2 separate regions of the Mus musculus genome follow, and region 2 is linked to region 1. A link is a contact called in ENCODE Hi-C or POLR2A ChIA-PET data. All regions are on one chromosome and are shown on one strand. Each heading gives the region's core, a stretch centred on a gene start or an enhancer-like site at or near the end of the contact. The rest is flanking DNA. Distances are from core to core; before and after follow the strand shown.

Region 1 (5,876 bases), core at 2,226-4,725:
TAGCACCACAAAAAAAAAAAAAAAAAAAAAAAGGAACGAATAATACATTTAAATTAAGGGGCTGGAGAGATGGCTCAGTGGTAAGAGCACCGATTGCTCTTCCGAAGGTCCTGAGTTCAAATCCCAGCAACCACATGGTGGCTCACAACCATCCGTAATGTAATGAGATCTGACTCCCTCTTCTGGTGCATCTGAAGACAGCTACAGTGTACTTACATATAATAAATAGATCTTTTAAAAAAAATAAATTTAAATAAAAAAAAATAGGGGGTTGGAGAGATGGCTGCTCTTTCAGAGGTCCTGAGTTCAATTCCCAGCAACCACATGGTGGCTCATAACTACCTGTAATGGGATCTGATGCCCTCTTCTGGTGTGTCTGAAGACAGCTACAGTGTACTCATATACATGAAATAAATAATTCTTTGAAATAAATAAATTAAATGAAAGCAAGACTTCCAGACATGGTGGCACACGCCTTAGATCCCAGAGTGTGGGAGGCAGAGGCAGGTGGATCTCTGTGATTTCCAGGCTAGCCAGGGCTACCTAGTAAGACAAGACTGTCAAAAAAAGTGTGTGTGGCAAGATGGGTTATGGCTATTGCTGCAGTGCCTGACAACTGACCCTTAAAAGCTGACCTGACAGCAGCCTCACCAAAATAAATAAATAAAATATAAATAAGTAAATAATAATAATTTAACTATAGTCTATGCTCTCCATTACACCTTTGCTCTTAATGGACTCTTCAAAACCGTCAGTGTCAAAAACAAAAAAGATCAGGGTGGTGGTGACACAAGCCTTTAATCCGAGCACTAGAGAGGCAGAGGCAGTCGGGTTTCTGAATTTGAGGCCAGCCTGATCTATAGAGTGAGTTCCAAAACATCCAGGACTACATAGAAGATCTCTATCTTGGAAAAATAAAACAAAACAAACAAACAAAAAAGGAAACAAAGTTCAACAACGGGGCTGGAGAGATGGCTTAGTGGTTAAGAGCACTGACTGCTCTACCAGAGGTCCTGAGTTCAATTCCCAGCAACCACATGGTGGCTCACAACCATCTGTAATGGGATCTGATGCCCTCTTCTGGTGTGTCTGAAGAGAATGACAGTGTACTCACATACATTAAATAAATCAATAAATATTAAAAAAAATAAAGTTCAACAACTAGCCGGGCGTGGTGGCTCACGCCTTTAACCCCAACACCTTGGGAGGCAGAGGCAGGAGGATTTCTGAATTCAAGGCCAGCCTGGTCTACAGAGTGAGTTCTAGGACAGCCAGAGCTACACAGAGAAACCCTGTCTGGAAAAAACAAAAACAAACAAAGTTCAACAACTGAACACACTTGTGAAATGTAACAATCGATCAGAAGGGTGTAAGAGAACAGAGAACCTTCCTCCTCTGCAGAAGACAAATATGCCACCCTGAACTTGACTTGTGTTCTCATCTTATTTTATTTTCTAGACAGGGTCTCCGTGTAACACTGGTTGGCCTGGAACTCACTCTGCAGACCAGGTTGCCTCCCAGAAATCTGCGCTCAGTGGCCCGTGCCAGGCTTCATCTGAACTCAGAGCCTCCAGCAGGCTAAAACGGCTTAGCCACACTCCCTAAGGAGGGTCAGGGCTCTACAACTGAAATGAGAGCCTGAGAATTGCGCTTGCTACAGAGAGCAGATGAGCAGTGGCTCCCTGCTTTCCCAAGGATGCCATCCTTTAACTCAGTTCCTCGTGTAGTAAAATTGTTTTACTATTTAATTTTAATACATAAACCACAGAATTATTTCATTGCTACTTCATAACTGTAACTTTGTGAATCTCTGTTGTGAATCATAATTATCAGATAGGCAGGATATCTAATTGGGGTCTCAACCCACAGGTTGAGGACCACTGAAATGAAAGCAAGCTGCCAAGTGAAAACAGATGATGGCCGCTTGGGTGCTCACAGCTGGGCTCTAGCGATGGTTCTAAAGGTTCTGAATTTCTTTTTTTTTTTTTTTAAGATTTATTTATTTATTATATGTAAGTACACTGTAGCTGTCTTCAGACACTCCAGAAGAGGGAGTCAGATCTTGTTACAGATGGTTGTGAGCCACCATGTGGTTGCTGGGATTTGAACTCCTGACCTTCAGAAGAGCAGTTGGGTGCTCTTACCCACTGAGCCATCTCTCCAGCCCAGGTTCTGAATTTCTTAAAACAGGAGTGCAGGGCAGACAGCCGATGGGACGCAGATACCTAAGGAAGCAACCCCCAACCCTGAGCTCACAATCATTCCCAGCTGAGATGGCAGCTCTGATTCATCAAACAACTGAATATTGGCTCTGACACCACCCCGTGCAGTAGTTATCCGTATTCCGACTTTGCAAAGGAGAAAACTATATTTGGGCCACGACTAACTGACTAGAGGACCCGAAATCACAACCGACGCCAGAGGGTGGGTTCTAGGGCAGCCTGCCAGGGGCTGACTCCGGGCTCTGCAGCATAGAATAGACAACGTTTCCCAGGTCCTAGTGAACTGCTCAGGTCTCACTATGTAAACCAGGCTAGCCTCAAGCTCACACACACCGCTCGCTCTGACTCCTGAAATTAAAGGCCTGAGCCCCACGCACTGTCCTCGCTTGTTCCTGAGACAGGGTCTCTCTAGGTACTTAACTGATCTAAAACTCGTAATCCTCCTGCCTCAGCCCCTGAATTAGTCTGTGTGTCTCTCCTGCATCTCTCTCACCCTCACACGCGCTATCCCCAGCCTCTTTTGTTGTTTTGTTTTGTTTTGTTGTTTTTGTTTTGTTTTGTTGTTTTTGTTTTGTTTTTCGAGACAGGGTTTCTCAGTGTAGCCTTAGCTGTCCTGGAACTCACTCTGTAGACCAATTGAGAGATGTGCCTGCCTCAGTCTGGGATTAAGGACTTGCGCCGCCACCACCGGGCGGGCCCTCCTTTAAGACAGGGCCTCCCGTAATCCCGGTTGGCCTCGAACTCGGTATATCGCTGAAAATGACTCTAAACTGGCTTCTGCCTCCACCCTAAGCCTCTCGCTTCCACACACACCCCGCTCCGTGCTGGGGTCACAGTCGTTCACCACCAAGCCCGGTAGGTGCGGTGCTGGGACTCGAACCCATAGATTCCCTCATGCTGGGCAAACGCTCCTCCAAGCCCCATCGTCTCTCTGTAGCGCCCACACCCGACCCTCACAGCGCCGGGACACCCGGACTCTGGCGAGCTGGACGCAGGCTCGGCGGACCGCACCCCCTCCTTGCAGCCGAGCGACGCATGCGCACACGCGGAGGCCGGCTAGGGACTCGGGGCCTTTCCCTCTCCCAGGACCTCACGTCCTGCCCTTGCTGGGACCCCATTTATTTTATACCTGCCGGTGAGAGAACTCCTGCGGCTCCTCAGCCTCCACCTCCTCCATCACTGCGGACAACCCCGGTCGGCGCGCCACTGTCGGCTCAGACTTTCCCGCGCTACCTCTGCGACGGGCGGCGCCGAGGGTCAAAGCGCGAAGCGCCTCCTTCCTGTCCCGCGCGCGCCCCCTGGCGACAGCTCGCGGAAGGGTCTTAGCGTTGGTGTGACCCGGGGTTCAAGCATCTGTAAGAACGTGCGTGAGATGGCTCACTGGTTAGCAGTCACTGAGAGCACCGGCCAGACGCACCACCCACATCAGGTGGCTCACTAAACACGTGTAATTCCATCTCTAAGGGACACAATGTTCTCTCTTGGTCTCTCTTGGTACCCGCATGCAGATGCACACACAAATACACACATATGCATAATAAATATATAAGTAAATAAAAGTGTTTAAGTAAAAAATATATATATGTTGGGCCTGGTGATGCACCCTTTTAATCCCAGCACTCTTGAGTCATAGGCCAGTGGATCTCTGTGAGTTCCAGACCAGCCAGGGCTACATAGTGAAACTTGCCTTAAAATTAAAAAACAAAACAAAACAAAAAAAGCAAGAGTGTATAGCCCACAATTAACAGATGATAAAGCACTTGGCTGGCAAGATAGCTTTGTGAAAGCCAGGCATGGTGGCACATGCCTTTAATCCTAGCACTTGGGAGGCAGAGGCAGGCGAATTTCTGAGTTCGAGGCCAGCCTGGTCTACAAAGTGAGTTCCAGGACAGCCAGAGCTATACAGAGAAACCCTGTCTCGGAAAGAAAGAAAGAGAAAGAAGAAAGAGAGAGAAGAAAGAGAGAGAAGAAAGAGAGAGAAAAAAGATCGTTTTGTGGGTCAAAACACATTGCCCTGCAAGCCTGGGGCCCTGAGGCCCTGAGTTTGATTCCCAGAACTGACTCCAGAAAGTTGTTTTCTTACATCCACTGTGTGCTCACACTCACACAAACCAATAGCCAGTTGATGTAAGTTATGGAAGGCAGCGCCTTCTATGGTGAACCATTCACACACACAACCTCGTGCAAGGAACCTTGGATTTTTATGGCTCTTCCACCAGCACCAAATCAGTGATCAGTGAGATCACTGCTCAAACGCTATCCCCTCAGAGCGAGTGGTTCACGTTACCAGGGACAAGAGTGGCTGCTTCTCCATTATGTCAAGCTATACAGCGAGAGGCTCTGAGGTGGCTCTGCAATAATAACAGCTGCCGTTCCTGCAGACCAGGATTTGGTTCATGGCACCCACATGGTGGTTCACACCTGTCTATGATTACTGTTTCCAGGAGTCAGTGCTCTCTTCTGATCTCCAAGAGCCCAATTCATGCACGCAGGCAAAACACTCAGACATTAAAAAAAGGATCTGTAGAGAGGTCTGCCTGGCCCCGAAATGGCTGTAGCCAATGCCTACCAGCTATTTCATATTATCGCTGTAATTTGCCTGCCAGTCATTGACACAGAAAAATAACTTGGGGCTGGAGAGATGACTCAGAGGTCAACCATCTGTAATGAGATCTGACACCCTCTTCTGGAGTGTCTGAAGACAGCTACAGTGTACTTACGTATATAATAAATAAATCTTTAAAAAAGAAAGAAAGAGCCAGGTGGTGGTGGCGCACTCCTTTAATCCCAGCACTTGAGAGGCAGGCAGATTTCTGAGTTCGAGGCCGGCCTGGTCTACACAGTGAGTTCCAGGACAGCCAGGGCTACACAGAAAAACCCTGTCTCAAAAATTCAAAAAAAAAAAAAAAAAAAAAAAAGAAAGAGAGAAAGAGAGAAAGAAAAAAAATAACTCAAAGCAGGGTCATGCTGATCATCTAAACTGTTACATTCTGTGTGAGGTCTGTTAATCCTTTTTTTTTTTTTTCAAGACAGGGTTTCTCTGTATAGTCCTGGCTGTCCTGGAACTCACTTTGTAGACCAGGCTGTCCTGGAACTCAGAAATCCACCTGCCTCTCCCTCCCAAGTGCTGGGATTAAAGGTGTGCACCACCACTGCGGCGAGGTCTGTTAAGAAATACCACAACCTATTGTAGATTCGGTTTATTATGTTAATTGTTTTTAATTACATAGGAATTTGTACATCTATATGTAAGGCATCGTGGGTCCCTGCCCCCAGTTGGCTCTAATTAGTAAATAAAGTTGTCAGCAAAGATTTAAAACAAAGATTTAAAATCACTACAAGATTTAAAATCACTACAAGAACAAAGATTTAAAATCACTACAAGGGGAAGCAGGAGGACCAGCCCTGAGAGTTGCAGGAGAGAGCACATAGCCATGTAAGAGCCAGGGGAGAGCAACCCCAGGGGCTCCTACCCCATTGGGTCTGGGGTAGCGATGATGGATTTTAGAAAGTGATAATTCAGTAGTATTGGAGGGGAGGCGTTAACAATGTGGAAGTTTGGGAGTGGCCCAGCCATTGAGCTGCTTAGGACATATTAAAAACAAGGCTATGTGGGTGTGTCTTTCATTCAAGAATCCACAACATTAGGCAGTA
Region 2 (6,144 bases), core at 986-3,485, 33 kb before region 1:
TATAAACCAAAGACAAGGCGATATAACAAGAGAAAAATAACCGGTTGGTCAACATCATTTCCGGTTACCTTTTTGTGTAAGAATTAAGGCATGATCATGCCAAGCAGAGTGAGCCTGTTTGAGAAATCTGCCTATCCCTCTAATCTTGATCCCTGGGAAGTCGAGATAAAGTTTATTTTTATTTCAGTCATGTGAAATCTTCACATGAATGTCTTTTGCCCACAGTCCTAGGAATCAAACTTAAAGTCTTGTTCAGGCTGGCTTGTGTTCTGGCATTTAGCTACCCCCAGTCTGTATTTTTATTTTTAGCTCAATTTGTTGGTGTCTAAAACAACTCCCTGGTCTACAGCAATGCCCTCCTGTTATTGCTATTTAGCAACCTTTTTGCGTAGTTCAGGAGAGCTGGCTGGTAGACGGCTCATCAGTTAAGAGCACTCACTGCTCTTGCAGAAAAGCCTGGGTCTGGTCCCCACCACCCACATAGTGGCTCACAACTTTCCAGGACCCCAGGGCCAGGGCATGTCTTCTTTTGATCTCAGCAGCAGGTACCGGGCAAATGTGTATGTAGTGCACAGAGATATATGCAAACAAAACATTTATACAATAAATAAATAAATTTAATACAATTTAATACAAAAAATAAAATAAATATTTTAAAGTTTTTCTCTGATGGGACATTGCATTTTTGGCAAGACTGAAAATTAATGTTCTATGTTGAAAACTGACTTCCTTCAAAATATCCTGCAGTGGTGGCTCATGCCTTTAATCCCAGCACTTGGGATGCAGGAAGATTTCTGAGTTCCAGGCCAGCCTGGCCTACAGAGTAAGTTCCAGGACAGCAAGGGCTAAACAGAGAAACCTTGTCTTGAAAAACAAAACAAAACAAAAAATTAATTAATTTTGGTTTTTGAGACAGAATTTCTTTTTTTTTTAAGATTTATTTATTTATTATTATATGTAAGTACACTGTAGCTGTCTTCAGACACTCCAGAAGAGGGAGTCAGATCTCGCTACGGATGGTTGTGAGCCACCATGTGGTTGCTGGGATTTGAACTCTGGACCTTCGGAAGAACAGTCTGGTGCTCTTACCCACTGAGCCATCTCACCAGCCAGAGACGGAATTTCTTTGTGTAACTTTGGCTTGTTCTCCTTGGCCTTGAACTCAATGAGATACAACTGCCTCTGCCTCCCAAGAGCTAGGATTAAAGGTATTCACCAGCATGCTGGGTTACAAAAATAAAATTTTAAGAAACATAAGTAAACCAGCTCCTTTTAAAAACTTAATAATAATTTCATAGCAACCATTTGTGTGTGTGGGGGGGGTATGTGTTCACATGAGCATACATGCATGCATACAAATGTCAGGTTGTGTGATCAGAGAACAACTTTTGGAAATCTGTTTTCCTACCATGCTGGGCTCTGGGATCAAACTCAGGGTGTAAGGACTGGCAGCAAGCACCTTTACCCACTAAGCTATCTTGTCAGCTATTTAACTTAATGTAAAATGTTTACTTAATATTTCAACTTGCTTGTAAATCATATCCTTTAAACTTCAAAAGTCACAAAACCAGTCCTGAAAAACACACAAACACACACACACACAATTTTCTCTTTTATGTAGCTCTGGCTGTGTAGAAACTCACTATGTAGACCAGGCTGCCCTGGAACTCATAAAGATCCTTCTGCCTCCTGAGGATTAAAGGCCTGAGCCACAACACCCAGTTCAATGGCAACTCTTAAAACATGAATATGCATCTGGAGAGATGGCCCAGCAGTTAAGAGCACTGACTGCTCTTCCAAAGGTCCTGAGTTCAAATCCCAGCAATCACATGATGGCTCACAACCATCCGTAATGAGATCTGATGCCTTCTTCTGGTGTGTCTGAGGACAGCTACAGTGTACTTATGTATAAATAAATCTTTAAAAAGGAAAAAAAAAAAACATGAATATATGGCTGGCAATGTAGTGTAGAACTATGCTTACCATACATGAGACCCCGGGTTTTCCATCATACAGTCTTTTAGAGAAGAAAAGGAGGGGAAGGTAACAGGGTAGGGGAAAGAAAACAACAGAAAAAAAAGAAATCTCCAATCTGGACCACTTCCCTAAACTGAATCCCCCCCGCCCCTGGCTTTGAACCCAGAAACTACAATTCCCGTCGTGCCCTGGAACGCCCGTGATTAGCCGCCACTAGAACTACATCTCCCGGCGTGCCTTGGTCTCGCGTAACTTGCTGAGAGAACTACATCTCCCGTCAGGCAGCGGGAGGAAGGTTGTCAAAGCTTAGGGAAGGGGCTCTGGGCTACCTGGGATTTCCCAGAGTCGCCAGGTCCCCACTTTGAGGATGGAGCTGTCGCGGGGAGCCAGCGCCCCAGACCCGGACGATGTCCGGCCTCTCAAACCGTGTCTGCTACGCCGCAACCACAGCCGCGATCAGCACGGCGTGGCAGCCTCCAGTCTCGAGGAGCTGAGGAGCAAAGGTTGGCTGCTGAGGGGACCGGGCGGGGTCGGGAAGGTGACCCCAGAGCCTAGGGACTGCAGGGACCCACGTGGGTCCAGTGATTGACAGATTCCTGGCGTTTTTACTTACCTACACTGAGAGGAGCCGTGAAGGGGACGGGAAACTGTGCAGGTCCAGGTTCATTGACCTGATTTTGGACCAAACCGAGTCCAGCGTATTCTGTCCACTCTGGCTCACAGAGGCGGTACTGGGGCTCCCCGACGGGATGGGAATGGGAGTCCGCACTCAGTACCTATTCCATTAAAAGGGAGCTGTCAGTGCCTGCCCTTAGAGTCCAAGTAAGGAACGTGAGCCATGTTCTGATCCTGACTATACTTTGCATTTAACCATCTCTGGACCCTTAGTTTCCTCAGCCGTGTAGTGGGTGTATTTTCAACTTTGCTTCAAAGGATTCTTGGGACTCTCAAGTGAGATGGTCTGTTCAATGGTTACTTACAAGCGTTATTAGCCCGTAGCAACAAATGAGATACTCAAAGAAGTTCTGCAGGTCTTTCATGTCAGCTAGCTCCGGGCACGGATTCACCTGTGCCAGGGTGTGCATCGCTTCCGGAGAGCTAGCTACTGAGACCCAGGAGCAGGGTTTGATCTGGTGACAGGGGTTCTGTCACACCAAGGCTTGCATTTCACCCCAGCACAAGGTTAGTTCAGCTTAGTGCCACTTCAGTTGCATTGGCTGGGTGTCCTTGGCCCCAGAGACTTCTGTTCTCTGCAGCAGAGCCTATAGCAGACTGACTGGCAGTTCTATTTTGGGTGATGACAGCCTTATGGAAAGCCTCTTGCCTGGCAATAATATAAATGAAATGACACTGAGTAAAGCTTCTGCCAATACTGTAGTTTCCTTCAGTCTAGAAGAACTGCAAAAGAAGATAGCCACAGAGAGAATAAACCACCTACTTTTTGTTTTCTGACATTTGATGTGTAGAATTCAAGATTACCACCGAATAAATGAGCAAGGGACAGCATTACGCGTCCACTGTAATCAGACCAGCCTCTGGTTGGATGCTTATTTATGTAGACTCAAATGCCTCCTATGTGAGGATGCTGGAAAGATGGCTCAGCTGCTGAGAGTGCTTTCTGCTCTTGCAGAGGATCTGGGCTCAGTTCTTAGTACCCACATGGTGGCTCACAACCTTCTAGTACTCCAGTTCCAGGGCATCCAACACCCGCTTCTGGGCTCCATGCATGTGGGTGGGCACAACACATGTATGTAATCTACACACATACCTTCAGAAAAAAGAAACCACTCATGAATATAAAATCTAAACAAACAAAAAGTTTAGGGCTGGAGAGATGGCTCAGTGGTTAAGAGCACTCACTGCTCTTCCAGAGGTCCTGAGTTCAATTCCCAGCAACCACATGGTGACTCACAACCATCTGTAATGAGATCTGATGCCCTCTTCTGGTGTGTCTGAAGACAGCTAAGTCAGTGTACTGATATACATAAAGAAATCTAAAAAAAAAAAAAAAAGTTTAGTCTTAACTATGCTACTTACAGTAGGATTTTGAGTAAATTCCTTAATCTCTCAGAGCTTGGGTTCATTGTCTATAAATTGGGAATAATAATAGTAACTCCTTTGTAGCATCAGTTTTTTACCGGAAACGCAGTAAGAATGGGACCAGGCGTGTGATGAATGTCACATACGTGGGGCATACCAGAGAGTTCTAAGACAGATACCATTTCCTTATGGATGTTTGTCACCTGGCAACTATTTTCTTCTTCTCAGCCTGTGAACTCCTGGCCATTGATAAGTCCCTGACGCCGATCACCCTGGTCCTGGCTGAGGACGGGACCATAGTGGATGACGATGACTACTTCCTCTGCCTTCCTTCCAATACGAAGTTTGTGGCGTTGGCCTGCAATGAGAAGTGGATTTATAATGATTCCGGTAAGAAATGCAGGCTGTGTAGCCAAGAGCCGTGCCAGCTCGATGGCCTACGCAGGCCAGTGGCTGCTGTTTGTCTGGCTGTCTAAGCACTTACACAGCAAAGGTTACCTGAGCATCTCTGCGTGCCAGGCACAGTGCTAAGGCCTGGGGAAGAAGAGGAACGAGACACCCCACCCAGACCCATGGCAACCGAGACCCAGCGTGTCAATGAAACTGGAGGGGGGGGTGGGGGGGGAGTACTGCCACTTCTAGCCAGGGGACTGGGCAAACTACACAGTCTTCTGGCTCCTTTTTTGTTTATTTGTTTGTTTGTTTCGTTTTGTTTTTCAAGATAGGGTTTCTCTGTATAGCCCTGGCTATTCTGGAACTCACTCTATAGACCAGGCTAGCCTCAAACTCAGAGATCCTCCTGTCTCTGCCTCCCAAGTACTGAAATTAAAGGCATGCATCACCATGCCCGGCAGTCTTGTGGCTCCTTAATGAAATAATAATTACAGTGTCTGCCCCAACTATGACAACCAAGAATGTCTCCGGACATTGTCCAAGGCACTGTGTTAGTGACTGATCTTACCTGGCACACAGGAAGGTCTCGGCAGAGGTTAATGCTGTCACCAGCAGCACTGCGGATTTGGAGGTGATTAGCACTTGTCCTAGAGTTAGAGAAACATCTTCTCAAAGACCATTGCTACTGAATCGAGGCAGTCAGCCTTCCAGCAAAGATTTGTCAACCACCTGCCCCATGACAGAAAGGATCAGTCTTCACCCCTCCCCCACCCCCCCCCCACCCCCAGGGAGGCGTGCTGGTGAGAGTGAACATTTTCAAATACAAACTCAGAACGCAGCCAAGCATGGGGCAGACACCTGTAACTCCAGTGCTTAGGACGTCCTAGGCTAGCCTCAACTACATAGTGAATGCAAGTCTAGTGTGTGCTGTGTGCTGCCTGAAACCCTAACTCCTCCTCCTCATCCCTCTCTTTGACACCCCCACCCCCACCCCACCACCCCCGGGCACAGGCACAGAGACTATCAAAAGGCAGATGCGGTGGGACCCTCAGCCCATGAGTTACCATACCTTAGGGTTAACTGGCTGCTGTTTCCTTTTTTGCCTTTTGAGACAAGGTCTTACTCTGTAGATCAGGCTAGCCTCTGACTTGCCACGATCCTCCTGCCTCAGCCTTCTGAGGGCTGGGATGAGAGGTGTTAGCCACCATACTTAGCGTAAACAATACAGTGCAGTTTCAAACAGAGAGAAATTGAAGGCAGAAGAGGGGATTGAAGTCCGAGGTGGGGGTTAGCTTCCCTGTAAATCCCTGAGAAAAGGTCTTGCCCTCCCCACACACTGTCCCCCACCTCTGTCACCATCCCAAGTGGTCCATCCGAAGGACGTGCACACTGTCCACAGCGCTGCGCTGGGGCCCTTGGATAGTGAGCTGACCAGCGTTCTCTCTGTATCAGATGGAGGGACGGCTTGGGTTTCCCAAGAGTCCTTTGAGGCAGATGAGCCGGACAGCAGGGCAGGGGTGAAGTGGAAGAATGTGGCCAGGCAGCTGAAAGAAGATCTGTCCAGCATCATCCTGCTGTCAGAAGAGGACCTCCAAGTAAGTCTCCTCCACAGCCCGCGACACTCACCGGCCTCTACTGGCCAAGAACCATAGGTTCTATGCCCCCATCAGCCCTGGCATAGGAATTCTGCTGTCTTATTGTCTCTTCATTTCTTTTCCTTTCTTTCTTTCTTTC

The links. A loop is a pair of places that touch in the nucleus more often than their neighbours do. ChIA-PET counts read pairs that join two places held with the same protein, here RNA polymerase II (POLR2A).
Region 2: a loop to region 1 is called in a map of heart, with 4 times the contacts of the local background. The contact joins the promoter of Dffa here to the promoter of Cenps in region 1. A Hi-C loop is called at or near these places in 3 of 37 maps with a recorded cell type or tissue (heart and v-Abl transformed pro-B cells). POLR2A ChIA-PET finds 5 or more read pairs at or near these places in 2 of 5 experiments (Patski and embryonic stem cell).

What each region holds. Positions count from the first base shown.
Region 1 is chr4:149,134,125-149,140,000 of GRCm38, forward strand. It overlaps Cenps (centromere protein S), which reads right to left and starts at 3,476. Exons shown (of 5, transcript NM_027263.2): 1 at 3,352-3,476. The coding sequence starts at 3,399.
Region 2 is chr4:149,101,907-149,108,050 of GRCm38, forward strand. It overlaps Dffa (DNA fragmentation factor, alpha subunit), which reads left to right and starts at 2,236. Exons shown (of 6, transcript NM_001025296.2): 1 at 2,236-2,480; 2 at 4,246-4,407; 3 at 5,863-6,005. The coding sequence starts at 2,345.